Regions from separate parts of the Homo sapiens genome. Here region 1 is linked to region 2. Evidence: read pairs that join two places in POLR2A ChIA-PET (ENCODE). Cell type or tissue: GM12878. All regions are shown on one strand. Each heading gives the region's core, and the rest is flanking DNA. Links, peaks and the distances in the headings are about the cores only.

The links. ChIA-PET counts read pairs that join two places held together with the same protein. Peaks named below come from ENCODE experiments on the same cell type or tissue, not always from the same donor. Only the 100,000 strongest peaks of a DNase experiment are listed, where the experiment ranks them.
Region 1: POLR2A ChIA-PET joins it to region 2 with 10 read pairs; 2 of 35 experiments call an interaction of 5 or more read pairs at or near these places.

Annotation. Positions count from the first base shown.
Region 1 is chr14:106,262,888-106,279,823 of GRCh38, reverse strand. It overlaps IGH, the pseudogene IGHVII-22-1, the pseudogene IGHVIII-22-2, IGHV3-23 and IGHV1-24. Among named protein-coding and RNA genes, the nearest start is that of LINC00226, 16 kb to the left of the region's middle. In GM12878, for the core only: a CTCF peak has its summit at 11,291 (motif pointing right); a DNase peak (open chromatin) is centred at 10,603; H3K4me3 peaks cover 151 bases; H3K27ac peaks cover 257 bases; H3K27me3 peaks cover 170 bases.
Region 2 is chr14:105,850,406-105,862,414 of GRCh38, reverse strand. It overlaps MIR4539 (microRNA 4539), which reads left to right and starts at 4,843; the gene lies at 4,843-4,902. MIR4507 (microRNA 4507) reads left to right here and starts at 4,240; the gene lies at 4,240-4,291. It overlaps MIR4538 (microRNA 4538), which reads left to right and starts at 4,173; the gene lies at 4,173-4,250. MIR4537 (microRNA 4537) reads left to right here and starts at 2,862; the gene lies at 2,862-2,931. It also overlaps IGH and IGHM. RefSeq lists an enhancer at 45-626. In GM12878, for the core only: a CTCF peak has its summit at 1,860; a DNase peak (open chromatin) is centred at 254; H3K4me3 peaks cover 6,229 bases; H3K27ac peaks cover 5,712 bases.

The sequences.
Region 1 (16,936 bases), core at 3,770-11,769, 410 kb before region 2:
ATTATATATCTGACAAGAAGTTCTATCAAAATGTATAAATAATCCATACAACTCAATAGCAAATATCAAATGACCTCATAAAAAGAGCAAAAACCTGAATAGATTTTTTTCAGAAGACACATGCATGAAAAACAGAGCATAAAAATGTCCTCAAGATGACTAATTGTCAGAGGAATTCGAATCAAAAGCACAATGACATATCACCTCACACCACTTAAAATGGCTATTATCAGCAAGACAAAAGATAAGAAATGTTGGCAAGAATGATCCACAGCCATAAAGAGAGCTTTGATTGGCCAAGAGACTGATTTCAGTAACTTTCTCCTGTGAAGAGACCACTGACCATGGACTTGTCCTGGCCAATTTCCAGAGGCTGTGCACTGTGTGTCTTTCTGCCCCTGCACAAAGCCCTTTTGATATGCAGGACCCAGCTGTAATTCATTTAGTTCTTAAGTCCTCACCCCAAAGCAAAGCTGAAATGCATGTATCATGTGTGTTTGCTTATTAGACATGAGAGCCTCCACGCCATGTGAATATCCATAGCTCCTTCTATAGCCTGCTGAGTGTGTACACTCGGCCAATCCATTTGCACAAATTTGTTTCTCATCTTTCCCTCTCTTAAAGTGCCTGCTCACAGTCTCTGTGGGAGGCTTTCCTTCCCAGCCTGTTAAGATGGCCGTCCTGCAGCTTCAACCCTTTCTGAGAAATAAAGTCTCCTTTCTAAATTTATAAACTGGGTGATTCTTCCGTTGAAAGCACAAGCTGTTGGGAAGAGTTATATGGCAATTCCATAAATGCCTGGAAGACAAGTGTGGATAGGGTAGGGTAAGAAGTCCTGGGGGCTGCACACCCCACTCTGATGGAATTTCCCTCCAGAAACTTCTGGGTTCTCAAGATGAGAATCCAAACAGATTCCCTCATGGCTCTGTCATCAGGAGAACTATACTCTGATAAGTATGCCCAGAACTTCCTCCAGACAGACCCTATAGGGAAAAAATACTTTTCAAGATCTTTATTCTGTGAGGGGAAGGGATTCTTTTCCATCCCAGACAGCTTCATCTTAGCCTTCCTGAGTCATGAAAAGGAGTATAATTAATAAAACATCTGGGGTCAGATTCAAGAAAATAATCTGTGGATGCTGCAGCCAGGAGGGGGAGTGGAGGACGGAGGAAAATCAGCTGTACCACTGAATACTCCTTGTAAATGGTACAGCCTAGAGAAAGAATAGCAAGAAATCATTGGAATTCAATTTCCAGAACATATACTGCTCCCCTACCCACCACATCACCTCACCACCAATATGATTAATCTGGATTAAAGAGAAAAGTGTGGAAAGGCACAGACTCCATCTAAGGACTAGAATTTAGGGAAACCAAAGGCAGTGGGAGAGAAAAAGTCAAGGACAGTAAAGTGACTTAAAACCTCTTAGACCAACAGCTTCAGGAACAAGGTCACATCCTCTCCCTCACTGAAATTAGATTTACCTCTCATGGGGCATCTGCAGGGTGCGCAGGTGAGAACTGGCAAAGAGAACATGAAGGCACTTTCCAAATCTCCATTAGTACCTAGCTCGCTTTAGCTGTTTGGAAAAAGCAAAACCACAACAAACATAACCAGGACTAGGATCAGTGTTGGAAGCACTTTTCACTGGCAAGACACTAAGAAGGAGGGCAAATTCGAGGCCAGTTACTATGCAAATATGCCACTGTGAGTGTGTGTGGTGGTGAGCTTTGAGACATAGGGTCTGTGGGTAAAGTTATAATCGATAAAATCTTCAACCACAGAATCCTAAAAAAAAGAGCCTTCCCCAAAGTCCCATCAGTTCCTGGACTCGCCATGTGTCTGGACCGTATCAGTGGATCCGGAGCTCCAGGGAAGGGGCTCCCTGATGGCTTTTATGATTCCTTGCTTGCCGTGCTGAGGTCTCCCTGTAGATTATGTTGGGTTTTCTAAGGCCTATTTTCTATTGTAAGAGGTGGTGGGGGAAACAATTTCTGTCACTGAAAGAGCATTCTGAGCCAGGGCACAGCCCCTTCCTACTGAGCTTGAGATTCTGGGAGGAAAAAGTTCTCTGACAGGAGGAAAAAGTTCCCAGACAGGAACTTCCCTGCAGGGCAGGAGCTGAGCGGCAGGGGGCGCTCAGGGAGCACCCAGCACAGGACCCAGCCCTGGGGCAGGTGCACAGGAGGCTGGGGCAGGGTTTTCTCTCAGGAATTGAATGTTCCTTATTTCAAAGCAATAATGACCTAACATTTAAATAAGAATTTAGCAAGTACTGATGTGCCTGTAAGTATTTTATTGTATACGCAGCCTATACCTAACCCAATAATTTAATGCAAACCGGATTTAAAAGGAGAAATGTCTAGGTCTTTCAAATGTATTTCTAGTTAGGAATTGAGGGGTGGTTTTATTAATTCAATGGGTGTTACTGTCCGGAGACACACTCATCCCAGAAGTTAGATGTGCAGAGGGCAAGGCTCAGGAAAAGTTCAGGTAGACAGTGAGCCATATGAACAGGGAATCACATTGAGGACCATGTCCTGTGAGATTCTGGGTTTCTGTGAGAGGAGTTCTGTCTTCATGGACTTCTGGGCATGTCAGAGGACAAATATTAAACAAAGTTCAGGGCAGGGAGCTCAGCATCCCACTGTGGCGTGGTCCACATGTCACCTATCTTCTTCCTCAGGGTGGCGTGGCCTGAGCTATGAAAAACCTGCCTCATGAATATGCAAATGCACTGCTGTCTACCGAGGTAAATACAGATCTTTCCTTGCCCAGAGACCATCACACAACAGCCACATCCCTCCCCTACAGAAGCCCCCAGAGCGCAGCACCTCACCATGGACTGCACCTGGAGGATCCTCTTCTTGGTGGCAGCAGCTACAGGCAAGAGAATCCTTAGTTCCAGGGCTGATGAGGGGACTGGGTCCAGTTAAGTGGTGTCTCATCCACTCCTCTGTCCTCTCCACAGGCACCCACGCCCAGGTCCAGCTGGTACAGTCTGGGGCTGAGGTGAAGAAGCCTGGGGCCTCAGTGAAGGTCTCCTGCAAGGTTTCCGGATACACCCTCACTGAATTATCCATGCACTGGGTGCGACAGGCTCCTGGAAAAGGGCTTGAGTGGATGGGAGGTTTTGATCCTGAAGATGGTGAAACAATCTACGCACAGAAGTTCCAGGGCAGAGTCACCATGACCGAGGACACATCTACAGACACAGCCTACATGGAGCTGAGCAGCCTGAGATCTGAGGACACGGCCGTGTATTACTGTGCAACAGACACAGTGTGAAAACCCACATCCTGAGAGCGTCAGAAACCCTGAGGAATGAGGCAGCTGTGCTGAGGCTGAGGAGATGACAGGATTTATGAAGTTTAAATCTGTTTAGAAAATGGGTTGAGTAATTGAGTAAAACAGCAATGGAAAGATGTGTACACTGTCATTATGTAGGAAATAGTATTTTCAACTGTCACCCTATAAGTAACACTCACAGAGTGGGAAAGGCAGCCATCAATCAAGCTGATGCAAACATTCCCATGGGGGCTTTGTGGGGACATACATTTTATAATTGGATCTATAAATCATTAGAAACAGGATTGCTTGATCTCATGGTAAGACTAAATATAATTTCCAAGAAGTGGCCGAAATTTCTTCCAAAATGTCTTTGCCCTTCCTTTTACACTGAATTTATTTTAAAGGAGTTTTAGGATCACAACAAGTTTGAGTAGAAGAAACAGAGTTCCCATGCACTCCTGCCCCCCGACGCTCAGCCTTCTCTGCTATCAACACCCTGCACCAGTGTCATAAATCGGTTACAGAGGATGAATCTCCACAGACACATTGGTTGTTTCCTTTTCTGGTGGTCCCTGGTATAACAAGCCTCAACTATCTTGAAGCACCCCAGGTTCAAGTGGATTCTTCAAGTGGGTTACTGGGAATGATGCCAGGTAGAAGGAAAGTGGGTGGGACCATTCCTCTTTGCACTCTTTCCTCAAGGATCCATAAAATGTACATTTACATGGAGCTCCTCTTTCTCCTGGTTTTATATGCCTCTTCCCCAATGGTAAGGTTTCCCAGTGTTTACAGCGGGGGTCCCCAGTCCCCGTGCTGTGGATCCGTTAAGGTGTGCAGTGCGTTAGGAACCGGGCCACACAGCTGGAGATGAGTGGGGGCGAGCCAGCATCGCTGCCTGAGCTCTGTCTCCTGTCGGATCAGCTGTGCATTAGATTCTCCTACAAGCCGAATTCACTTTTTTTATATATATACTTTAATTCTAGGGTACATGTGCATAACGTACAGGTTTGTTACATAGGTATACATGTGCTATGTTGGTTTGCTGCATTCATCGAATTCTATTGTGACCTGCACATACAAGGGGCCTAGACTGAGCGCTCCCTATGAGAATCTAATGCCTGACGATTGCAGGGGGAACAAGTTCATCCCAAAACCACCCGCCGCCATCATCCATGGAAAAATTCTCTTCTACCAAACTGTTCCCTGGTGCCAAAATGGTTGGGGACACTGGTGTAGAGGCAGGTCTGTACCTTGGAAAGCCAGCAGCTTCTGGTGAATCCCATAATTAATGTCCTTTAATGAGAAGTGGAGACTTTGGTCATGAGGGCCTTCGTGAATAATGCCCTACAGTTGGATTCAAAACATTGTAAGCTCTTGGGGGGTGTTTCTGGATAAAGCCCTTTGTGCAGAAAATGCAGACACATCCATGGGATCCATGCAGGAAAAAAGCTTCCTTTACAAAGTGGTTTGGCACCTGGAAGGAGCTCTCAGGGTTGGGCACTGTACCCTTTGCTGGCTGCACTTTAGCCAGAGGCTTAAGCCTGATTGGTCTTGCAGTGGGAGAGCCTTCCTGGGGTCAAAGGTTACAAAAATGCCTGTCATCTTCCAGCTGAGCAAGCCCATCTGCGTGCTTGTCAGTGTCAACCCCATGAGGGGTGCACTCTGGAAGATGACAAGATGCACACAAACCTCCTCCCACTGATTATCCACTACCACACACTCAGCTGCAACCCGTGCTCCAGAAACGGACAGGGGCCTGCAAGGATAAACAGAACGGAAGTATTTTATTACCTGGGAAAGCACTGCCAAATGCCACGTTTCAGGAAGGTTAACTCATAAGTGTTCAGGAAGTGACTGAAGGGCAGTGGTGGGTGAGGTGACAGGACTGCCTCAGGGCTTCACATGAGGAGGGCTCCCTCCCACACAGCCTTTTCCTCCAGGAGCTGCACCAGGAACTCACAGAGGATCAGGAAGGATTCTGAGAACATTCTTCTGTGGCGCTGACTAGAGGGGCAAAATAAATTATAAAAAATAAATCAATTCTAAATATAGTATGATGTTTGTTATTAGAAACTATTTCTGGATCCTGTGGGAACCCTGACATAAGCCACCATTCTCTGTGAACAAACATTTAACCTCTCCTTCCATGGGGAGGTCGACGAGCTTGGATTGGTTCTTTCATGGATAGTATCCCCCAAACTCCTCTCCACTCCCTGCGTATCCCCCGGTCTCTCAGTGAGAAGTTCTCCTGAGTGGAATGTGGTTGATGTAGTGAGATCTTCAAATTTCCCGTCTTCTGTGTTCTCATGTTCTCCCCTTATCTGAGATTAAGAAATGCACCTGCATGTAGTAAATTATAGCCTACTGTCTCTCATGGACAAAATAATGGCCACACCAACCAACCCTGTGGCTGACAGCAACCACTGGCGGCCACCATCCCCTCCACAGCCTGTGTTGGAACATCACCTGAGAGATTGTGTTAGCAACTTTCCTTCAGAATCATCTTAAAAACTTTGTGTCCCATTTCACATGGAGACGTCATTTTTCCATTTCATCTTCATAGAGAAATAGAAGGAGAAGAATACCAAATACACTTCCTATCTCCAGATTATTCAAATATAATTGTCCCTTTATCACCTTCTGATTTCTGGTCTTCACAGAATACTCTACAAATTTTTCTCACTGGCGTTATACCAAAAGTTGTGAAGCACCAGATACTGGGATTAATTTAACCAACATTATTATTCTAATAATTCTTAGAATTTAGAATTACAATTATCATCTTTTCGTATACGGATAAACTAACCTATGCCTTTGAAAATAAGCCCTTACATGAGAGTGAAAAGCTATAGATTTGGAGGATTTCCTTGCAAATCCAATATTTGGAAAAGGTTTTTTATCACAAATATACAAATTAACTTACAATTGAACAACAAAACCACAGAATTTAATTTTAAAATGGGCAGAGACCCGAATAGAAACCATATCCAAAAAACAAACATAAAAAGTGATCAACTTGATTTTCATTAGGTGTACTTATGTTTAATATTTAAAAAGTTCTACTAAACTATGAGAATGGGTAAAAATTACAAGGTAGACAATATCAGATGGTGATGAGGAAGTTGAAAAACAGGAACTTTCACCCCTTGCTGGTGGGAATGCCGAAATGGCACATAGAAAACTACAGTTAATAATTTATTGTATATTTCAGAATAGCTACAAGATAAGATTTGGAATGTTCATAACACTAAGAAATAATCAGTGATAGAGATGAAGGATATCCTAGTTATCCAGATTTGATCACTGCACATAAAATGCTTTTATCAAAATATCAGTTGTACCACCTAAATATTTTGAAATATTGTGTATCTATATAAATCAAACATTAAAAAACACCAATGCAGTGGAATCCAGCTAATTGCAGATTCCCATTAGATGGGATGTGCTGCATGATCTGTAAACTAATCAGAATCTGTGGGTTTGTAAAGGACTTTAGAAATCAACTAGGCTGCTTGTTTCTAAAGATAAGTCTCCCTAGTTTAAATATTTTCTTAATGGGTGACGATTTTGAACATAGAAGAAATAGTAATATTTGTGTCTTGTAAGTTTTCTTCTTCTCATGTCACGAGAAAAGGTTTGCAGGGAGGAATCTGGGACCATCTTTCAAGTCTCAACTTCACTGTGATTACCTCAGTAAGTATTTTCTGATACCCCTGACTAAGATAAGTCTCGTATCTGTCCTAGAAACTAAAAGTAGAATTCTAAGCATCTACCTGACCAGATGGACCCTTCCTCTTGACCAAGGAGTTCCAGAGACACTTTTAAACCTAGCTCCGGCCGTGTTAGAAATAGAGGATCAGAAATGCCTCATTATACCCTCCTCCCTTTGGAATTCAAGCACAACTAACCAGCATTTTTATGAAAACAGAGCTTAAGGCTCAGAAAACAGATTATTTGTAGCAGTAAGATACCAAATTCTAACCTTACTCGAGAATATCATCACAGGACAGAGAGCAGGCATTGAAAGGAATCAAAGGCTTTTACCCTAAAATATATTCCTTTGACATATTTTAAAATAGCCAGGCACAGTTATCTTTTGTGAGAGAGATTTACATTCTGTAGAGAATCTCCTTCCCTTTCCAGGTCTTTTTCTTATACCGAGGAGATTAGCTGAGGGTCTAGCTTCTTTTAAAGGTCTTAGGAGAAAACATTTCCCAGCTATTGCCTCTAAAGGTGGTCACATAAGAGACTTCATCTACATAGTAAGAATCTTGTTCTCCAAAACCTGTTATCTTAACCTAGAAACATTTTTCTACCGGTTTCAGGTCTTTAGAAAAAAGCTTAAATCTTTCAATCAATTGTCAATCAGAAAATATTCGAACTCACTGTAAGTTGTAATCCCCGCCCCACACTGCCTCACTTCTAGCTGTTTTGTCTTTATGGACCAAATCAACATATATCTCACATGTATTGTTTGGTGACTGTCTCTCTAGTACACTAAATTTAAGCTACCATCAAGCCACTTTGGGCACATGTTCTCAAGATCTTCTGGGGCTGTTCACAGTTCATGGTCCTCACATTCGCCTCAGAATAAATCTCTCTAAATATTTTGCAAGGTTGCTTTTTCATCAGTAGTTCTAACAGAACCTACTCTGTGGTTTTTGTTAAAAGCATTATATTAATATAGTATTAGTAATATTAGTATTAGTTATAACACATGTTGGAAAATTCTTATGAAGTTATGCATAGACTAACAATGGGATCAAGTGTAAATGTTTCAAAGTATTTAAGCAAGTTATTTCAAAATTTATCTTCTGCAGATACTTCTATCAGATTCATTATATCAGCTAATTACTTGCTTTATGATTTTTGCATTTTATTGTAGATGATCACACCCTATATTTTCTTGGCCTTTATCGTAGAAAATTGTGTGAAACTAGTCAGGGCTACATTTGCAAGTAATTGTCGCAGTGGCTGCCTGAATTGCAGTGGGTTTCCTCTGCAGCCACCAGTCACTCAGATTACTCCAATGACACCTTAATTTTGTTTCCTGCTTGGCTTTGGGCCTTAGTCTTGTGCTCTCCAGACAGACTCTGTCTTTCATCTCCCCTAGGTCAGGCCAGAGCCACATGGACCTGATGATTGTCAATATGGTGGGAAGGGTCGCACTGAACGGGCACTCTCTGTCCTTCTGAGGGAGCCATACTGCAGGCAGACATGGCAGTCCTGGCTCAGGGTGTGTCCTTCCAAGTATCCCTGCCCTTCCTGCAGGTGTGATGCTGATCCATGCATCTTCCTCCCATTCCTGGGTAGAGGGTCTCCTTGTTCTTTCCCCAATCTTCTCCCAGCAGCCACTATGTCTTCCCACTGATGTCTTCAGCTTCCTCTTTTCTGCCCTTCCCAGCAGATGAGTCTGTTATTCCTGAGGGAAGAGAGAGGAGGTGGGAGATGAGGCTGTTATTCCTGAAAGAATGGACAGAGCTTTGGAGCTTTTCTTTCTTCTACCCCAGTTTCTACGAGTTCCTCCAGTGCCTGTAACACAGAGCTGTCAGTGGCTTTGCCCCTGCATGTTAATTCTTTGGTCATGTAGTGGTGGTGAGGGAGCTGGGTCTGGATGCATTTCAGCCACAGCTGCTGTTCCACTTCCCCACACAGAACCGTCTCGGGAGGAAGAGGTTGGAGATTTTTCTGATGTGTCCTCAATCCTGGGAGAAAAGTTTTCAATAGCAATAGGAATCTCTCAGTTGTATGTCCGCTGAGAATTTAAACAATAACTTCTTTATAATACTAAATTTTAAACAATCCAATGAATATATCTAATTTAATTTTGTATTAGCTTATGTGACATTTGCTGGCCTCTCCCCCAGATAAGGTCATATTCTCTTCCTGTTTGTTCCTGCAAGTCACTGAATTTCACAAGATGTAAGGTCTCTTGATTATACTATAACATCAATAATCTGGTGTACTAAAGAAAATGTGCTAATTTGCAGCTTACTAAAATTAGTTGTTTTAGTAAAAATAATATATTTGTTATAGCATGCCTACATCTCCAGGCTGAGTAGAAGCTTTATTTGTAATACTCAGAAACTGCAAATAACACACATATTAAGGAGCTTTCTAAATAAATACTATGGGTGAATTCTTTAACTGGAATACTGTTCCTCATTAGAATCAACACATTCTTTATACACAACCAAATTACTGACTCCCAAGTAATTATACTGAGCAAGAAGCCACACAAATGAAATTGAAAATATAAGATTTCACTTTAACAAAATCTTGAAAAATAGATCTGAATTAACAAAGATGAGAGGTTGACTCAGTATGGTGAGAGGGAAATAATGGGGAGGCAGGAATGAGAGGAACACAGGGAGGCTTTTAACTGTAATCATCGTTATCTCGATTGTTATTTTGGATACACAGGTGAGCACACGTGAAATTATGTTTTTTTTCCTTCGGAGACATGGTTTTGCTTTGTCGTCCAGGCTGGAGCTCCGTGGTGAGATCATAGCTCTCTGCAGCCTCAGACCCTGGGTCTCCAGCAATCCTCCTCCCTCTGCCCTATGTAGCTGGGACTACAGGGGTGCACCACCATGCTCGGCTTCAGTGCGTATTAAACCGCACACTTCAATTATGCAGTATTTATTATATAGCAATAATGCCTCAATAAGGGTATTACAAATAAGTGGATAATTTGTTAAAGATTGATGGAAAGATAGATACCAACATGAGAAATGTATGACACTCAAGAAAATAAAACTGTAGGAAACTTGCTTTTCTTTATATTTGTTAGGTAATCACCACAGTGTGTACACATCACACCATGTTCCCATTACAGAGAAAAGGTTCTGCGAACCTCACGAGCTGTGACCCCTGTGTGCTGGGCTTGGTTCAGGGAGAAGTCAGGTCCAGTGGTGAGAAGCACAGGCCCAGATGCCCAGGCTCACTCTGACCAAATGTGAGCACTGGGGACATTGTAAAACCCACCTGTGCTTTTGCTGATAATTTTTCATCTTTAACATGGAAATAATATTGATACTATATACCATGGTTTCTCTGCGTATGTAAAAATAAAAGATGATTGGTGCTAACTTTAAAAATATGCAGTTTATGTAGATCTATGGTACCTCAATAAAACTGTTTTAAAATAAAAATTACAAAATTATAAGATTTTTAGGTTTTAAGGTTTAAGTTTATCACAAAACAAACTGACAATAGGAAAGCACAATTTCCCAATGCTTTCAATATCACAGATCTCCCCGAGGACATTCTGACATGCTCTGAGCCCCACTATCTCCAAAGGCCTCTCACCCCAGAGCTTACTATATAGTAGGAGATATGCAAATAGAGCCCTCCGTCTGCTGATGAAAACCAGCCCAGCCCTGACCCTGCAGCTCTGAGAGAGGAGCCCAGCCCTGGGATTTTCAGGTGTTTTCATTTGGTGATCAGGACTGAACAGAGAGAACTCACCATGGAGTTTGGGCTGAGCTGGCTTTTTCTTGTGGCTATTTTAAAAGGTAATTCATGGAGAAATAGAAAAATTGAGTGTGAATGGATAAGAGTGAGAGAAACAGTGGATACGTGTGGCAGTTTCTGACCAGGGTTTCTTTTTGTTTGCAGGTGTCCAGTGTGAGGTGCAGCTGGTGGAGTCTGGGGGAGGCTTGGTACAGCCTGGGGGGTCCCTGAGACTCTCCTGTGCAGCCTCTGGATTCACCTTTAGCAGCTATGCCATGAGCTGGGTCCGCCAGGCTCCAGGGAAGGGGCTGGAGTGGGTCTCAGCTATTAGTGGTAGTGGTGGTAGCACATACTACGCAGACTCCGTGAAGGGCCGGTTCACCATCTCCAGAGACAATTCCAAGAACACGCTGTATCTGCAAATGAACAGCCTGAGAGCCGAGGACACGGCCGTATATTACTGTGCGAAAGACACAGTGAGGGGAAGTCATTGTGAGCCCAGACACAAACCTCCCTGCAGGAACGATGGGGGGGAAATCAGCGGCAGGGGGCGCTCAGGACCCGCTGATCAGAGTCATCCCCAGAGGCAGGTGCAGATGGAGGCTGTTTCCTGTCAGGGTGTGGGACTTCATCTTCTTCTGACAGTTTCTCTAGTGAACCTCTCTAACCTCAGAATTCTGTGCTTACTAATGTCATCTCTACGTATTTTTTAAAAGATCATTTTAATATGAGCACCTATTCTCACACGCACCAAATGCAGATTGACGCTTACAGAGATGAAAAGTTCTCAACCATGGTCACCAGGATGAGAGTCCTGAGGAAACTCAGGGGTGCCTGGTGACTCTTCCGCAATCAGTCCTGGGACAGAAACCTCAGGGACAGCCTTTATGAGTTTTGATCACATCTAACAGAGAGGATGGGCCAGGGCCAGAGTCATGTAGAACCTCACAGGTTCCACGTCTGACCCTTCTCCTGACACTAAAGCCAATCAGCATCAGCACTGACCTGGTGCTCCTTTTGCTCCCAATCCATGTTCTTTCTTTGGAGAGTTTCTTCTCCCTTTTTTATTTGCTTTTCCTGTTTCCTGAAAAAGAAACAGATGGTCCCCTTGGTCCACATTCCAGGGCTCAAGGCATTTTCTTGGAGCTCAGGTGGGGCTCAGGCTGTGGCTCCTGCAGCCACGTGGGAGAGGCTGATGGGACTTCCTTCTCTCCCCATTTTCTCAGGACCCTCCACTGTGTTGTGTGTAGGCTCATCTGGGAATGCAGTTGACCATTAATACTGAAGGGGACAAACTCATTTGATCAAAATGGGATGTGGATGTGGAGTTAACCCTGTTCCGTGCACAGTGTCAGAGTCGTCTGCTTCAGAAGTAGTGTTAGAAAGAGCTGGTGAAATTTATCAGAATCAAGATGGAGCCACTTGTGTTAAAGCCCTAATGAATGAAGCTGGGGAAGGCCATGAAGGAGGGTTCTAACACACATATTCCTGATAATAAGAACTACCATAAATAGACTCTGCACAACCATAACCTTGCACAGAAGCCACCACAACATTAAAAGAATTACTTCTCCCAGTGTATCTGCCCAGCAACTCCCTGTTCAACTTTACACCGATGTGCCCCTGTTATTGATCCTTCTAGCCCAGGACAATTGTCTTAAACAGCTGATGTGACCCTCCTCATTTTTCCTTTATTCTTTATCTTCCTATACCAACCTGAATGCACCCATACATTTCAATTGCAATACACTTCCTAGAATACATATTATTATATTTTAGAGTCTCTCTCTCTCTGTTATTCAGGGTTGACAAGCTACAGATGGACATGCCACTTTCTTTTTTTATGACTTTTTTTAAAAATTTTATTATTCTTGTACTTTAAGTTTTAGGGTACCTGTGAACAATGCAGGTTTGTTACATATGTATACATGTGCCATGTTGTTGTGCTCCACCCATTAACTCGTCATTTAGCATTAGGTATACCTCCTAATGCTCTCCCTCCCCACTACCCCCACCCCACAACAGTCCCTGGAGTGTGATGTTCCTCTTCCTGTGTCCATGTGTTCTCATTGTTCAATTCCCACCTATGAGTGAGGAAAAAAATGATGAGTTCATGTCCTTTGTAGGGACACGGAAGAAACTGGAAACCATCCTTCTATCATTCTCAGCAAACTATCGCAAGGACAAAAGACATGCCACTTTTCTGTGAGATGTGGAGGATGACAGTTTTTGGAGATGTCTGGGAATACCCAGTGTCCAGAAGATCATCCATCAATAAGTGCAGGCTGGAGGTCCCAGAGAGAGGCAAAGCTGCTGAAACACCATGGAATTTCATTTTCTCCAGTTCTGCTCTGATGGAATCAGGCCCACCTGTTTTGCTTGTCTTAAGTAAATTCACAGCACCACATATATTAGTGTTGCAGTGAATAACTACAAAGTCTATCCTAACCAAGTGTACCATCAAATTTACCATTACCCAGAGGGAAGAATCTTTAACATGAGATCTATGTTCATAATTTTTTAAGGTGAAAAAGTGATCACTATCCAATCAGGCAAATATGATTTTGCTAATGAGTGGTAGATGTTGCATGTATTTTTGGATGTCATCCCTTTTTCAGATGCATGGCTTGCAATTATATTTTCCCATTCTGTAGGTTGGAATTATTTCCACACTTTGTAGAATCTTTTTGTTGTGATGTAGTTCCACCTGTTTAATTCTGCTTTTGTTGTCTGTGCCTTTAATGTGAAATATAGGAAATCATTGTTAATATATTATTTTCTGGGTCGGGGAAATTTTACAATTGCAGGCCATATGTTTAAATATCTGGCCCATTCAGAGTGATTTTTGTGTTTATTCTAACCCAAAATTCTTAACTCTTTGCATGTGTACATCCAGTTTTTCTAACACATTCATAGGGAGAGACTTGGTTTATCTGTTTTATATTGTGGGTTCTTATGCTGAAAATCAGTTTGCCATTGATACATCAGTTTATTTCTGAGCTCTTTCTACATATTTATGCCAACTCCATCCTGTTTTTATTATTCTACTTTTGTTATTACTTTTGAAATCTGGAAGTAAGATGTAAGTTTATTTTTGCCTTTTTACAGATGCTATAGCAAAATATTTTAACCTTTCACTCTTCCATATAAAAGTATGGCTTTAAATAATGACTTTTATTATATACAGGTTATATTCTTGTATTCCTAACTTTTAGAGGTTTTATTATGAGATCTTGAATTTTTTAAATGTTATTTTCTATGTCTGGTGAGAAGTTAACTGATGCTTTTCCTTTATTCTCTTAATTTACCACATCAGATTTATTGATTTGAAGATATTGATTCATCAGCGCATCTCAAAAATAATTTGGAGCTTGTCATGGTGTACAATCCTTTTAAAGTCTTATAGAACTTAGTTGACTATGAATTGGGAGTAGCTTGTTTACATATACTAAGAACATTTGTCAGAAGTTTGGTTTTCTTCTTTTGCCTTGTCTATTACTGGTAATACAGTGATTGGAGCCTCTTAGAAAGAGATTAGAAGGTGGGGACCTCACGGATTTTTTAAAAAGTTAGAGAACGGTTGTCATCACTTTTTTAAACGCTGAGAGTCATTTGTTATCTAATATATAACCCATCATGAGGAATATCTCTAGTGTGCTTGGGAAGCATGCATATTACGCTGCTGTTGGTTGGAATGTTCCGTAGATGTCTGTTAGGGCAGTTTGTTCGAGAGTGCTTAAGTCCACGGGCTTCCTAAGAATTTTTCTGTGGATGCTCTGTACATTATTGAAGGCGAGGTTTTGAAGTCTCCTAATTTTTTTATAGTTTTCTATTTCTCCTTTTATACATCTTAAAGTTTCATAAATGTAGTTATATTTCTAGTTTTTCAAATATGTAAAAGAGAAATAAAAATATTTGCTTAGTAATTTTAATGAGAAAATCACATAACAAGAAATTATATTTTCCAAATGCTGCCATCAACACTAAACTCCTCCAGGAGTCTCACATCTGCCCTGGGCTCTGCTCTCTCCTCAGGCATCCCACCTCAGCATTTGCTGCAGAGGAGGGGACGTGAAAATAGGGCCCTCCCTTTCCTGATGGAAACCATCGCAGCCCTGAGCCTACAGCTCTGGGAGAAGAGCCCCAGTCCAGCATTACCAGGAGTTTTGATTTGACAATCAGCTCTGAACACACATGGCTCACCATAGAGTTAGGGCTGAGCTGGGTTTTCTTGTTGCTATTTTAAAAGGCAAATAATGGAGAACTAGAGATATTAAGCATGAGTGGATGTGAGTGAAAATACAGTGATTATGTGTGGCAGGTTCGGACCAAAATGTCCCTATGTTTGTAGGTGTCTAGTGTGAGGTGCAGGTGGTGGAGTGTAGGGGAGAGACAAGAGGCAGAAAAGTGTGCAGGAGGCCGGGTGAGGCTGTAGACACTGTCAGCCCACTATGCCAATCCCACCACGAGTGCTGGAGAAGGTGGGAGTCTGATGAAGCTTACTAACAACCCTGTGGTCCAAGCTAATTCCATCAAGGCCATTGGTTCTTCCCAGAGCATAGCTGTCCATCGGGAATCTCCCATGTGCCCAGCAGCAGCCACGCGTTAGCAACTTCACTGTGCACAGTCATTGTTTGGGAGGAGCTCCAGGATGTGTCTCTTTGTCAAAAACTGGGTGATGGTGTCAGAGAGCTGTGCCGGGTGCCTGGTCCACGTGCTCCCTGACATTGGAGGTATAGGAGGTGCGTTCTCAGGGTGGAAACACCTTTTATGGAAATGTACATAATAAATCACGATTTTCCTTGGTTCTCTTAGACGACATGGAGAAGCAAGCATGCACCCTGCAAACAATTGTAATTTCCTGCTTTACCCCAAGTTCATGATTTCTTGTAAACTTTGATTTCTGTCCAAGTACAGAGATACTGATTAGAGTGAGTTTGGTTCTTTCCACACACTAACCCTCACCTCCCCCAGATAGAGCACATTGTCCTCACTCTGAGTCTGAGGGAGGAGCTGTTCCTGTACAACTCAGGGACTGCAGAGACCCCCGTGTGCAGCTTTGCAGAGTCAGATCTTTCCTCATGTGAGGCGACCTCCACTGCCCGTGATTGCTGCTCAGGTCTAATTGTGGATTCGGGATTATGACACCCTTTGGGCTATCACAGGTCAATCTTATTCTGAAAATCACCGTAATTATAGACAGAGGTAATAATCCAGTACCCATTCTTCTGTCCGCAGTTTGTCTTTCTTATTTGGTTGAAAGTTTGAAGAAAAAATGTGACCATATATTCATCTAATTCTAACCTCTGAATCTGCTATTTGCTCTCGGGGACCTACAAATTGCAAAACAGTGAGTTCTTCATTTTCATCAAAATGTGCAAATTTGTGAATTTCAACATGTTGTTCAGAACCTGTGCATGCCGACAACTGTGATTCTCGGTGCACTCCTGGCCTGGTGAAGCCCTCACAGATCCTCCCCCTGGCCTGTGGCATCTCTGCTTCTCCATTACAACCAGTGCTTCCTGCTGGAGCTGGATCCGTCACCCCCCGGGGAAGGGACTGGAGCGAATCAGGTGCACAGGTCATGAGGGAGTGCACAATCCAACCCACTCCTCAAGAGTCCAGTCACCATCTCCAGATCCACATCCAAAAAACAGTTTCTCCTACAGCTGAGCTACCTTAACAAGGAGTACACAACCATGATTTTTATACAAAAGACACAGCGAGGGGAAGCCATTGTGCGCTCAGAACACTCTACAAATTTTCCTCCCTAGTGTTTTACCAAAACTGGTATATATTTCAGATACTGAAATATTTACAACCTACGTTATTATGCTAAGAATTCTAAGTTAGAAGTTAGAATGATAATTGTCTCTTTTTTTTCCTTTTTTTTTTTTTTTTTTTTGATACTGAGTCTCACTGTTGTTGCCTGGGCTGGAGTTCAATGGTGCAATCTCGGCTCACTGCAACCTCTGCATCCCAGGTTGCAGCAATTCTCCTGCCTCAACCCCCCAAGTAGTTGAGATTACAGGCGCCTGCCACGATGCCCGGCTAATTTCTGTATTTTTAATAGAGACGGGGTTTCACCATGTTGGCCTGGCTGGTCTCAAACTCCTGACCTCAGGTGATCCAACCGCCTCAGCCTCCCAAAGTGCTGGAATTACAGGCAGGAGCCACTGCACCTGGCCAA
Region 2 (12,009 bases), core at 4-8,003:
GAGGCCAAAGCAAGCTCAGCTAAGAAATACTAGCACAGTGCTGTCGGCCCCGATGCGGGACTGCGTTTTGACCATCATAAATCAAGTTTATTTTTTTAATTAATTGAGCGAAGCTGGAAGCAGATGATGAATTAGAGTCAAGATGGCTGCATGGGGGTCTCCGGCACCCACAGCAGGTGGCAGGAAGCAGGTCACCGCGAGAGTCTATTTTAGGAAGCAAAAAAACACAATTGGTAAATTTATCACTTCTGGTTGTGAAGAGGTGGTTTTGCCCAGGCCCAGATCTGAAAGTGCTCTACTGAGCAAAACAACACCTGGACAATTTGCGTTTCTAAAATAAGGCGAGGCTGACCGAAACTGAAAAGGCTTTTTTTAACTATCTGAATTTCATTTCCAATCTTAGCTTATCAACTGCTAGTTTGTGCAAACAGCATATCAACTTCTAAACTGCATTCATTTTTAAAGTAAGATGTTTAAGAAATTAAACAGTCTTAGGGAGAGTTTATGACTGTATTCAAAAAGTTTTTTAAATTAGCTTGTTATCCCTTCATGTGATAATTAATCTCAAATACTTTTTCGATACCTCAGAGCATTATTTTCATAATGACTGTGTTCACAATCTTTTTAGGTTAACTCGTTTTCTCTTTGTGATTAAGGAGAAACACTTTGATATTCTGATAGAGTGGCCTTCATTTTAGTATTTTTCAAGACCACTTTTCAACTACTCACTTTAGGATAAGTTTTAGGTAAAATGTGCATCATTATCCTGAATTATTTCAGTTAAGCATGTTAGTTGGTGGCATAAGAGAAAACTCAATCAGATAGTGCTGAAGACAGGACTGTGGAGACACCTTAGAAGGACAGATTCTGTTCCGAATCACCGATGCGGCGTCAGCAGGACTGGCCTAGCGGAGGCTCTGGGAGGGTGGCTGCCAGGCCCGGCCTGGGCTTTGGGTCTCCCCGGACTACCCAGAGCTGGGATGCGTGGCTTCTGCTGCCGGGCCGACTGGCTGCTCAGGCCCCAGCCCTTGTTAATGGACTTGGAGGAATGATTCCATGCCAAAGCTTTGCAAGGCTCGCAGTGACCAGGCGCCCGACATGGTAAGAGACAGGCAGCCGCCGCTGCTGCATTTGCTTCTCTTAAAACTTTGTATTTGACGTCTTATTTCCACTAGAAGGGGAACTGGTCTTAATTGCTTGATGAAGAGCAGGAGACTCATTTATGTGAGTCTTTTGAGTGACCATTGTCTGGGTCACTCCCATTTAACTTTCCCTAAAGCCCATTTGAAGGAGAGGTCGCACGAGCTGCTCCACAACCTCTGAATGGGGATGGCATGGGTAATGATGCTTGAGAACATACCAAGCCCCACTGGCATCGCCCTTGTCTAAGTCATTGACTGTAGGTCATCATCGCACCCTTGAAAGTAGCCCATGCCTTCCAAAGCGATTTATGGTAAATGGCAGAATTTTAAGTGGCAAATTCAGATAAAATGCATTTCTTGGTTGTTTCCAATGATGACTGTTATCTAGAGGGAATTTAAAGGCAGGGGTTTACTGCAGACTCAGAAGGGAGGGGATGCTCCGGGAAGGTGGAGGCTCTGAGCATCTCAATACCCTCCTCTTGGTGCAGAAGATATGCTGCCACTTCTAGAGCAAGGGGACCTGCTCATTTTTATCACAGCACAGGCTCCTAAATTCTTGGTCTCATTCTCAAGATGTTTTAATGACTTTAAAGCAGCAAAGAAATATTCCACCCAGGTAGTGGAGGGTGGTAATGATTGGTAATGCTTTGGAACCAAAACCCAGGTGGCGCTGGGGCAGGACTGCAGGGAACTGGGGTATCAAGTAGAGGGAGACAAAAGATGGAAGCCAGCCTGGCTGTGCAGGAACCCGGCAATGAGATGGCTTTAGCTGAGACAAGCAGGTCTGGTGGGCTGACCATTTCTGGCCATGACAACTCCATCCAGCTTTCAGAAATGGACTCAGATGGGCAAAACTGACCTAAGCTGACCTAGACTAAACAAGGCTGAACTGGGCTGAGCTGAGCTGAACTGGGCTGAGTTGAACTGGGTTGAGCTGAGCTGAGCTGAGCTGGGCTAAGTTGCACCAGGTGAGCTGAGCTGAGCTGGGCTTGGCTGCACTAAGCTGGGCTGAGCTGGGCTGAGCTGGGCAGGGCTGGGCTGAGCTGAGCTGGGCTGGGCTGAGCTGGGCTGGGCTGGGCTGGGCTGAGCGGGTCTGAGCGGGGCTGAGCTGAGCTAGGCTGGGCTGGGCTGAGCTGGGCTGAGCTGGGCTGAGCTGGGCTGAGCAAGGCTAGGCTGAGCTGGGCTGAGCTGAGCTGGGCTGAGCAAGGCTAGGCTGAGCTGAGCTGAGCTGGGCTGCGCTGAGCTGGGCTGGGCTGCGCTGAGCTGGGCTGGGCTGAGCTGGGCTAGGCTGGGCTGAGCTGGGCTGAGCTAGGCTGGGCTGGGCTGGGCTGAGCGGGGCTGAGCGGGGCTGAGCTGAGCTAGGCTGGGCTGAGCGGGGCTGAGCTGAGCTAGGCTGGGCTGGGCTGGGCTGAGCCAAGCTGAACCGGGTTGAGCGTGCTGTGCTGGGCTGAGCCAAGCTAGGCTGAGCTGAGCCAAGTTGAGCTTAGCTGGGCTGAGCTAACCTGGGCAGGGCTGAGCTGGGCTGAGCTAACCTGGACTGGGGCTGAGCTAACCTGGGCAGAGCTGAGCTGGGCTGAGCTAACCTGGGCTGGGGCTGAGCTAACCTGGGCTGGGCTCAGCTGAGCTGAGCTACGCTGGGCTGGGCTGGGCTGAGCCGAGCTGAACTGGGCTGAGCAGGCTGTGTCGGGCTGAGCCAAGCTGGGCCGAGCTCAGCAGAGCTGAGCCGAGCTGAGCTTAGCTGGGCTGAGCTAACCAGGGCTGGGCTGAGCTGGGCTGAGCTGAGCTGAGCTGAACTGGGCTGAACGGGCTGAGGCGAGCAGGGCCGAGCTGAGCAGAGCTAAGCCGAGGCTGGGCTGGGCTAACCTGGGCTGGGCCGAGCTGAGCAGAGCTAAGCCGAGGCTGGGCTGGGCTAACCTGGGCTGGGCTGAGCTGAGCTGGGTTGGGCAGGGCTGGGCTGGGCTGAGCTAAGCTGAACTAGGGTGAGCTGGGCCGAGCCAGGCTGGTTTGGGCTGAGTTGAGCTGACCTGGACTGGGGCTGAGCTAACCTGGGCTGGGCTCAGCTGAGCTGAGCTACGCTGGGCTGGGCTGGGCTGAGCCGAGCTGAACTGGGCTGAGCAGGTTGTATCAGGCTAAGCCAAGCTGGGCCAAGCTCAGCAGAGCCGAGCCGAGCTGAGCTTAGCTGGGCTGAGCTAACCAGGGCTGGGCTGAGCTGGGCTGAGCTGAGCTGAGCTGAACTGGGCTGAACGGGCTGAGGCGAGCAGGGCCGAGCTGAGCAGAGCTAAGCCGAGGCTGGGCTGGGCTAACCTGGGCTGGGCTGAGCTGAGCTGGGTTGGGCAAGGCTGGGCTGGGTTGAGTTGGGCTGAGCTAAGCTGAGCTAGGGTGAGCTGGGCTGAGCCAGGCTGGATTGGGCTGAGTTGAGCTGACCTCAACTGAGCTGACCTAGGCTGAGCTGAGCTGAGCTGAAGTAGGCTGTGCTGGGCTGAGCTGGGATGACCTGGGCTGGGCTGAGCTGATTTGGGCTGGGTTGAGCAGACCTGGGCTGAGCCGGGTTGAGCTGAGCTGAACCAGGATGAGCTGGGCTGAGCTGAGCTGGGCTGGGTGGTCCAGGCTGGGCTGACCTGGACCAGGCTGGGCCAGGTTGAGCTGGGCTAAGCCGAGCTGAGCTGAGCTGAGCTGGGATGATCTGGGCTGGGCTGGGCTGGGCTGAGCTGACCTGGGCTGGGCTGGGCTGAGCTGAGCTGAGCTGAGTTAAGCTGAGCTGAGCTGAACTGGGCTGTGCTGAGCTAGGCTGGGCTGGGCTGAGCTGGGCTGGGCTGGGCTGAGCCAGATTGTGCCTGGCTGAACTGAGCTGGGCTAAGCTGAGCTGGGCTGAGCTGGGCTGAGCTGAGCTGGGCTGAGTGGGGCGGGGCTGAGCTGAGCCGGACTGGGCTGGGCTGGGCTCAGCTGAGCTGAGCTGAACTGGGCTGGGCTGAACTGGGCTGGGCTGAGCTGAGCTGAACTGGGCTGGGCTGAACTGGGCTGGGCTGAGCTGAGCTTGGATGAGCTGGGCTGAACTGGGCTGGGTTGAGCTGGGCTGGGCTGAGTTGAGCCAGACTGATCTGGGCTGAGCCGAGCTGGGTTAAGCCGAGCTGGGTTGGGCTGGGCTGGGTTGGGCTGGGCTGAGCCGGACTGGGTTGGGCTGAGCTGAGCTGGACTGGGCTGAGCTGAGCTGGTCTGGGCTGGCTGAGCTGAGCTGTGTTGAGCCAAGCTAGGCTGGGCTGGGCTGAGCTGGGCTGAACTGGGCTGAGCGGAGCTGAGCTGAGCTGGGCTGGGTTGAGCAGAGCTGGGGGCTGAGCTGGGCTGGGCTGGGCTGAGTTAAGCTGGGCTGACCTGGGCTGAGTTAAGCTGGGCTGACCTGGGCTGAGCTAAGCTGGGTTGAGCCGATCCGGGCTGGGCTGGGCTGGGCTGAGCCAGGCTAGGTTGAGCTGGGCTGGGCTGGGCTCTGCTGTGCTGTGCTGAACAGGGCTGAGCTGAACTGAGCTGAGCTGGGCTGAGCTGGGCTCTGCTGTGCTGTGCTGAGCAGGGCTGAGCTGAACTGTGCTGAGCTGGGTTGAGCTAAGCTAGGCTGGGCTGGGCTGAGCTGGGATGAGCTGGGCTGGGCTGGGCTGGGCTCTGCTGTGCTGTGCTGAACAGGGCTGAGCTGAACTGAGCTGAGCTGGGCTGAGCTGAGCTCTGCTGTGCTGTGCTGAGCAGGGCTGAGCTGAACTGGGCTGAGCTGGGCTGAGCCGGGCTGAGTTGAGCAGAGCTGGGTTGAGCAGAGCTGGGCTGGGCTGGGCTGAGTTGAGCCAGGCTGACCTGGGCTGAGCCAAGCTGGGTTGAGCCAAACTGGGCTGGGCTGGGCTGAGCCAGGCTGGATTGAGCTGGGCTGGGCTGGGCTAAGCTGGGCTGTGCTGCACTGAGCTGGGCTGAGCTGGGTTGAACTGTGCTGAGCTGAGCTGGGCTGTGCTGAACTATGCTTAGCTGGGCTGGGCTATACTGGGCTTAGCTGGGCTGGGCTAAACTGGGCTTAGCTGGGCTGGGCTATACTGGGCTTAGCTGGGCTGGGCTATACTGGGCTTAGCTGGGCTGGGCTATACTGGGCTTAGCTGGGCTGGGCTGAGCTGAGATGGTCTTAGGTGGTCTGAGCTCAGCTAGGCTGGGCTGAGCTGGTCTGAGCTCATCTGAGTTGGGCTGAGCTGAGCTTGGCTTTGCTGAGCTGGGGTGGGGTGGGCTGGGCTGGATTGAGCTGGCCTGGGCTGGGATGAACTGGATTGAGCTGGCCTGGGCTGGGATGAACTGGAGGACATGGCACTGGGCCAATCTTCATGATCTTGTTGGACATAGATGGATAGCCTCAGCTGAGTCTACACTGCGTTCCCCATCACACTCACCCTCCCTATACTCACTCCCAGGCCTGGGTTGTCTGCCTGGGGAGACTTCAGGGTAGCTGGAGTGTGACTGAGCTGGGGGCAGCAGAAGCTGGGCTGGAGGGACTCTATTGGCTGCCTGCGGGGTGTGTGGCTCCAGGCTTCACATTCAGGTATGCAACCTGGGCCCTCCAGCTGCATGTGCTGGGAGCTGAGTGTGTGCAGCACCTACGTGCTGATGCCTCGGGGGAAAGCAGGCCTGGTCCACCCAAACCTGAGCCCTCAGCCATTCTGAGCAGGGAGCCAGGGGCAGTCAGGCCTCAGAGTGCAGCAGGGCAGCCAGCTGAATGGTGGCAGGGATGGCTCAGCCTGCTCCAGGAGACCCCAGGTCTGTCCAGGTGTTCAGTGCTGGGCCCTGCAGCAGGATGGGCTGAGGCCTGCAGCCCCAGCAGCCTTGGACAAAGACCTGAGGCCTCACCACGGCCCCGCCACCCCTGATAGCCATGACAGTCTGGGCTTTGGAGGCCTGCAGGTGGGCTCGGCCTTGGTGGGGCAGCCACAGCGGGACGCAAGTAGTGAGGGCACTCAGAACGCCACTCAGCCCCGACAGGCAGGGCACGAGGAGGCAGCTCCTCACCCTCCCTTTCTCTTTTGTCCTGCGGGTCCTCAGGGAGTGCATCCGCCCCAACCCTTTTCCCCCTCGTCTCCTGTGAGAATTCCCCGTCGGATACGAGCAGCGTGGCCGTTGGCTGCCTCGCACAGGACTTCCTTCCCGACTCCATCACTTTCTCCTGGAAATACAAGAACAACTCTGACATCAGCAGCACCCGGGGCTTCCCATCAGTCCTGAGAGGGGGCAAGTACGCAGCCACCTCACAGGTGCTGCTGCCTTCCAAGGACGTCATGCAGGGCACAGACGAACACGTGGTGTGCAAAGTCCAGCACCCCAACGGCAACAAAGAAAAGAACGTGCCTCTTCCAGGTGAGGGCCGGGCCCAGCCACCGGGACAGAGAGGGAGCCGAAGGGGGCGGGAGTGGCGGGCACCGGGCTGACACGTGTCCCTCACTGCAGTGATTGCTGAGCTGCCTCCCAAAGTGAGCGTCTTCGTCCCACCCCGCGACGGCTTCTTCGGCAACCCCCGCAAGTCCAAGCTCATCTGCCAGGCCACGGGTTTCAGTCCCCGGCAGATTCAGGTGTCCTGGCTGCGCGAGGGGAAGCAGGTGGGGTCTGGCGTCACCACGGACCAGGTGCAGGCTGAGGCCAAAGAGTCTGGGCCCACGACCTACAAGGTGACCAGCACACTGACCATCAAAGAGAGCGACTGGCTCGGCCAGAGCATGTTCACCTGCCGCGTGGATCACAGGGGCCTGACCTTCCAGCAGAATGCGTCCTCCATGTGTGTCCCCGGTGAGTGACCTGTCCCCAGGGGCAGCACCCACCGACACACAGGGGTCCACTCGGGTCTGGCATTCGCCACCCCGGATGCAGCCATCTACTCCCTGAGCCTTGGCTTCCCAGAGCGGCCAAGGGCAGGGGCTCGGGCGGCAGGACCCCTGGGCTCGGCAGAGGCAGTTGCTACTCTTTGGGTGGGAACCATGCCTCCGCCCACATCCACACCTGCCCCACCTCTGACTCCCTTCTCTTGACTCCAGATCAAGACACAGCCATCCGGGTCTTCGCCATCCCCCCATCCTTTGCCAGCATCTTCCTCACCAAGTCCACCAAGTTGACCTGCCTGGTCACAGACCTGACCACCTATGACAGCGTGACCATCTCCTGGACCCGCCAGAATGGCGAAGCTGTGAAAACCCACACCAACATCTCCGAGAGCCACCCCAATGCCACTTTCAGCGCCGTGGGTGAGGCCAGCATCTGCGAGGATGACTGGAATTCCGGGGAGAGGTTCACGTGCACCGTGACCCACACAGACCTGCCCTCGCCACTGAAGCAGACCATCTCCCGGCCCAAGGGTAGGCCCCACTCTTGCCCCTCTTCCTGCACTCCCTGGGACCTCCCTTGGCCTCTGGGGCATGGTGGAAAGCACCCCTCACTCCCCCGTTGTCTGGGCAACTGGGGAAAAGGGGACTCAACCCCAGCCCACAGGCTGGTCCCCCCACTGCCCCGCCCTCACCACCATCTCTGTTCACAGGGGTGGCCCTGCACAGGCCCGATGTCTACTTGCTGCCACCAGCCCGGGAGCAGCTGAACCTGCGGGAGTCGGCCACCATCACGTGCCTGGTGACGGGCTTCTCTCCCGCGGACGTCTTCGTGCAGTGGATGCAGAGGGGGCAGCCCTTGTCCCCGGAGAAGTATGTGACCAGCGCCCCAATGCCTGAGCCCCAGGCCCCAGGCCGGTACTTCGCCCACAGCATCCTGACCGTGTCCGAAGAGGAATGGAACACGGGGGAGACCTACACCTGCGTGGTGGCCCATGAGGCCCTGCCCAACAGGGTCACCGAGAGGACCGTGGACAAGTCCACCGGTAAACCCACCCTGTACAACGTGTCCCTGGTCATGTCCGACACAGCTGGCACCTGCTACTGACCCTGCTGGCCTGCCCACAGGCTCGGGGCGGCTGGCCGCTCTGTGTGTGCATGCAAACTAACCGTGTCAACGGGGTGAGATGTTGCATCTTATAAAATTAGAAATAAAAAGATCCATTCAAAAGATACTGGTCCTGAGTGCACGATGCTCTGGCCTACTGGGGCGGCGGCTGTGCTGCACCCACCCTGCGCCTCCCCTGCAGAACACCTTCCTCCACAGCCCCCACCCCTGCCTCACCCACCTGCGTGCCTCAGTGGCTTCTAGAAACCCCTGAATTCCCTGCAGCTGCTCACAGCAGGCTGACCTCAGACTTGCCATTCCTCCTACTGCTTCCAGAAAGAAAGCTGAAAGCAAGGCCACACGTATACAGGCAGCACACAGGCATGTGTGGATACACATGGACAGACACGGACACACACAAACACATGGACACACAGAGACGTGCTAACCCATGGGCACACACATACACAGACATGGACCCACACACAAACATATGTGGACACACATGTACAAACATGCACAGGCACACAAAGAGAACACTGACTACAGGCACACACACACACGGGCACACACATGGATATGTGCACACATGGACACATACATGTGCAGGACATGCACACACACAGACACACTAGCACAGAGGCATACACACACAGACACACACATTCACAAACACACATGTGCATGCAAACACACACACATGTACAGACACAAGTACATGGACACATGCACACCCAGAGACACACTGACACAGACACACAGGAGCATGTGATACACTAACACGTGGACACACACGTCTACCCACAGGCACACAACAGATGGACACGCGTACACAGACATGCACACACCCACAGGCACAACACGTGCGCATGCCGGCCGGCCCCCGCCAACATTCTCCCAGGGCCCTGCCGGATACTCTGTCCCTGCAGCAGTTTGCTCCCTGCGCTGTGCTGGCACCGGGGCTTTGGGCCCAGGCTCTGCTTGTCCTTCTGTCTCTGCTTGGAGGTGCTGCCATGGCACCCAGCTTGTGCTCTGCCTGGGGAGCGGAGGCCCCAGGGATAGCATGTGACCCCTGCTGAGGCCAGGCTCCTGATGAAGGCAGCAGATAGCCCCCACACCCACCGGTGAGCAGAACCAGAGCCTGTGCCATGTGCTGAGAGCAGGCAGTGACTAAGCATATGGGCCCAGAGGGCAGAGTGGCTGCCCTGGGCAGCTGCTCCTCTTAGCAGGAGGCCTCAGGAGATGAGCTAGAGCAAGTCTGCCCCTGCAAATACCACCTGCTCCCCAACCCACAGCAGGGAGCAGGCGAGGTCAGACAGCAGCAGCCCGGGAAGGACCGAGCCCCAGCAGGGAAGGCAGGGCCCGAGTGAGGTCTCCACACCCAACGCACAGTGCTGTCTCTAACTGGGGCCACCTCCGAGTCCCCGCCACACTCTTGGCCCTTTGGAGTCCTGGGCTCCAGGTGTCTCCCAAGGGCCCATCTGTGCAGGGGATGCAACCCCCCGAATGTCCTCATCCCACTGTGGAGCTCAGGTCTCTGTCTGCTCCCTGGGTCCTGGCAGGGTAGGACAAGTCCGCCAGGATGTCCCCATGCAGACTCTGCTCCAAGAGGGAGCTGGAGAGTCAGGGCCTTGGTGAGGGAGTCAGGATCGGGTTCCCCCCAGCTCAGTCCTCCCACCTGCCAGCCCCCACAGCACAGGGCAGGGCCACACCCCCTGCTTCCCCCTCCAGGAGAGTCAGGACATGCTGGCCGCTGCTCCGCTGGGGCCCCGCCCTCCAGCCCCCACCTTGGTCTGTGTGCTGCATCCCCCACGCTCTCTCTGCCACCCCAGGACTCTGAGGAAAAGACCTCAGAGTCCCAGCCCTGCCCAGTCTCGGCCTGTGCCCCCGCTGCATCAGGCTTTCAGGGGCCCAGCCCATGCCCTGGGCAGTGCCCGAGCCCCCCTGCACTTGCTCTCCCCACCCCTGGGTGCAGCACAGCCTAGGGGCCAAGGGTGGGCCTAGAGGATGGGCCCCGGGGGGGCTTTGCTGGGTGCCACCCCAGCCTGACCCTATTCCCCCGTGCTGTGTCTCCTGCAGAGGGGGAGGTGAGCGCCGACGAGGAGGGCTTTGAGAACCTGTGGGCCACCGCCTCCACCTTCATCGTCCTCTTCCTCCTGAGCCTCTTCTACAGTACCACCGTCACCTTGTTCAAGGTAGCACGGCTGTGGCACAGGGAGGAGGGTGCAGGGCGAGTGTGGGGCCCAGGGAGCAGCCTGGGCTGGACGTCTAGCCCGGAGGCCCCCACACCACCCCACTGGGTCATCTCTGCCCCGGCTCCCTTCCCGACCACGGGGAAAGCATTTCACACTGTCTCTGTTGCCTGTAGGTGAAATGATCCCAACAGAAGAACATCGGAGACCAGAGAGAGGAACTCAAAGGGGCGCTGCCTCCGGGTCTGGGGTCCTGGCCTGCGTGGCCTGTTGGCACGTGTTTCTCTTCCCCGCCCGGCCTCCAGTTGTGTGCTCTCACACAGGCTTCCTTCTCGACCGGCAGGGGCTGGCTGGCTTGCAGGCCACGAGGTGGGCTCTACCCCACACTGCTTTGCTGTGTATACGCTTGTTGCCCTGAAATAAATATGCACATTTTATCCATGAAACTGCTTTCTGGTGAGGGTTTTTGTTTCTTTTTCAAAACTTTCCTGCTACATGGGCATCTCAAGGGGGACCCCAGTTCCAAAGGGAGCTGTGGAAAAGAGCGCTGGGTCAGCCAGCGCAGGGGGTTTCGAGGAAAGCCACGTGCCCAGGAAAGGGGCCGCAGAAGCAGGTGGGCCAGACTCAGACTCGGGGCATGCCCAGCCTGATGGAAGGAAGGGGACTGAGCAGGAGAGGGTTCCAGGCCTGGTCCTCCAAGCACAGCCTGAATTGAGAGACTGGGGCTCAGGCCTCGGGGGCCTCTGTGTGTGCTCCACATGCCTACAACTGCCCGGGTCACCTTGCCACCCTTCCCAGCAAGCCCAGACAGTTCTTGGCCTTGCCCCAAACCTTCATGATGTGTGGTGCACGCCACCGGGATCCAGGAGGTGCAGGCTGAGCCCTCGAGAGCATGTGGGCCTCACCGGGATCCAGGAGGTGCAGGCTGAGCCCTCGAGAGCATGTGGGCCTGTCTGCACAGTGTGGGGGCCTTGCACTCCACAGGAGCACAGGGGTGGGGTAGCAGTCGCGCCCGTGGCAGGGGAGTGGAAGTTGGAGCAAAAGTTTCAGGTGAACGAGTGTCTTAGTCTAATTGGGCAGCTATCACAAAACACTATCGGCTGCAAAGCTTGAGCAACAGACATTTGCCTCCCACAGCGCTGGAGGCTGAAAGTCTAAGATCAAGGCGCCGGCAACTTCAACGTCTGGCGAGGGCCAATTCCCAGCTCAGAGACGCGCCTCCTCACTGCATCCTCGCGCAGCCGAAGATGGTGAAGGAGCTCTCAGGGTCTCTGTCATACAGGCACTAAGCCCGTCACGAGGGTCTCTCTCATACAGGCACTAAGCCCGTCACGAGGGTCTCTCTCATACAGGCACTAAGCCCGTCACGAGGGTCTCTCTCATACAGGCACTAAGCCCGTCACGAGGGTCTCTCTCATACAGGCACTAAGCCCGTCACGAGGGTCTCTCTCATACAGGCACTAAGCCCGTCACGAGGGTCTCTCTCATACAGGCACTAAGCCCGTCACGAGGGTCTCTCTCATACAGGCACTAAGCCCGTCACGAGGGTCTCTCTCATACAGGCACTAAGCCCGTCACGAGGGTCTCTCTCATACAGGCACTAAGCCCGTCACGAGGTCCTCATCATTGCCCAGATGCTAGGGCTCCCAGTGCCATCCCCTTGTGGATGAGGATGGGGGGCGTGACCATGTCGTCCTTAGAAGCCGTTAGGGAATGCATAGTGGGGAGGACAAGTCTCTGCCATC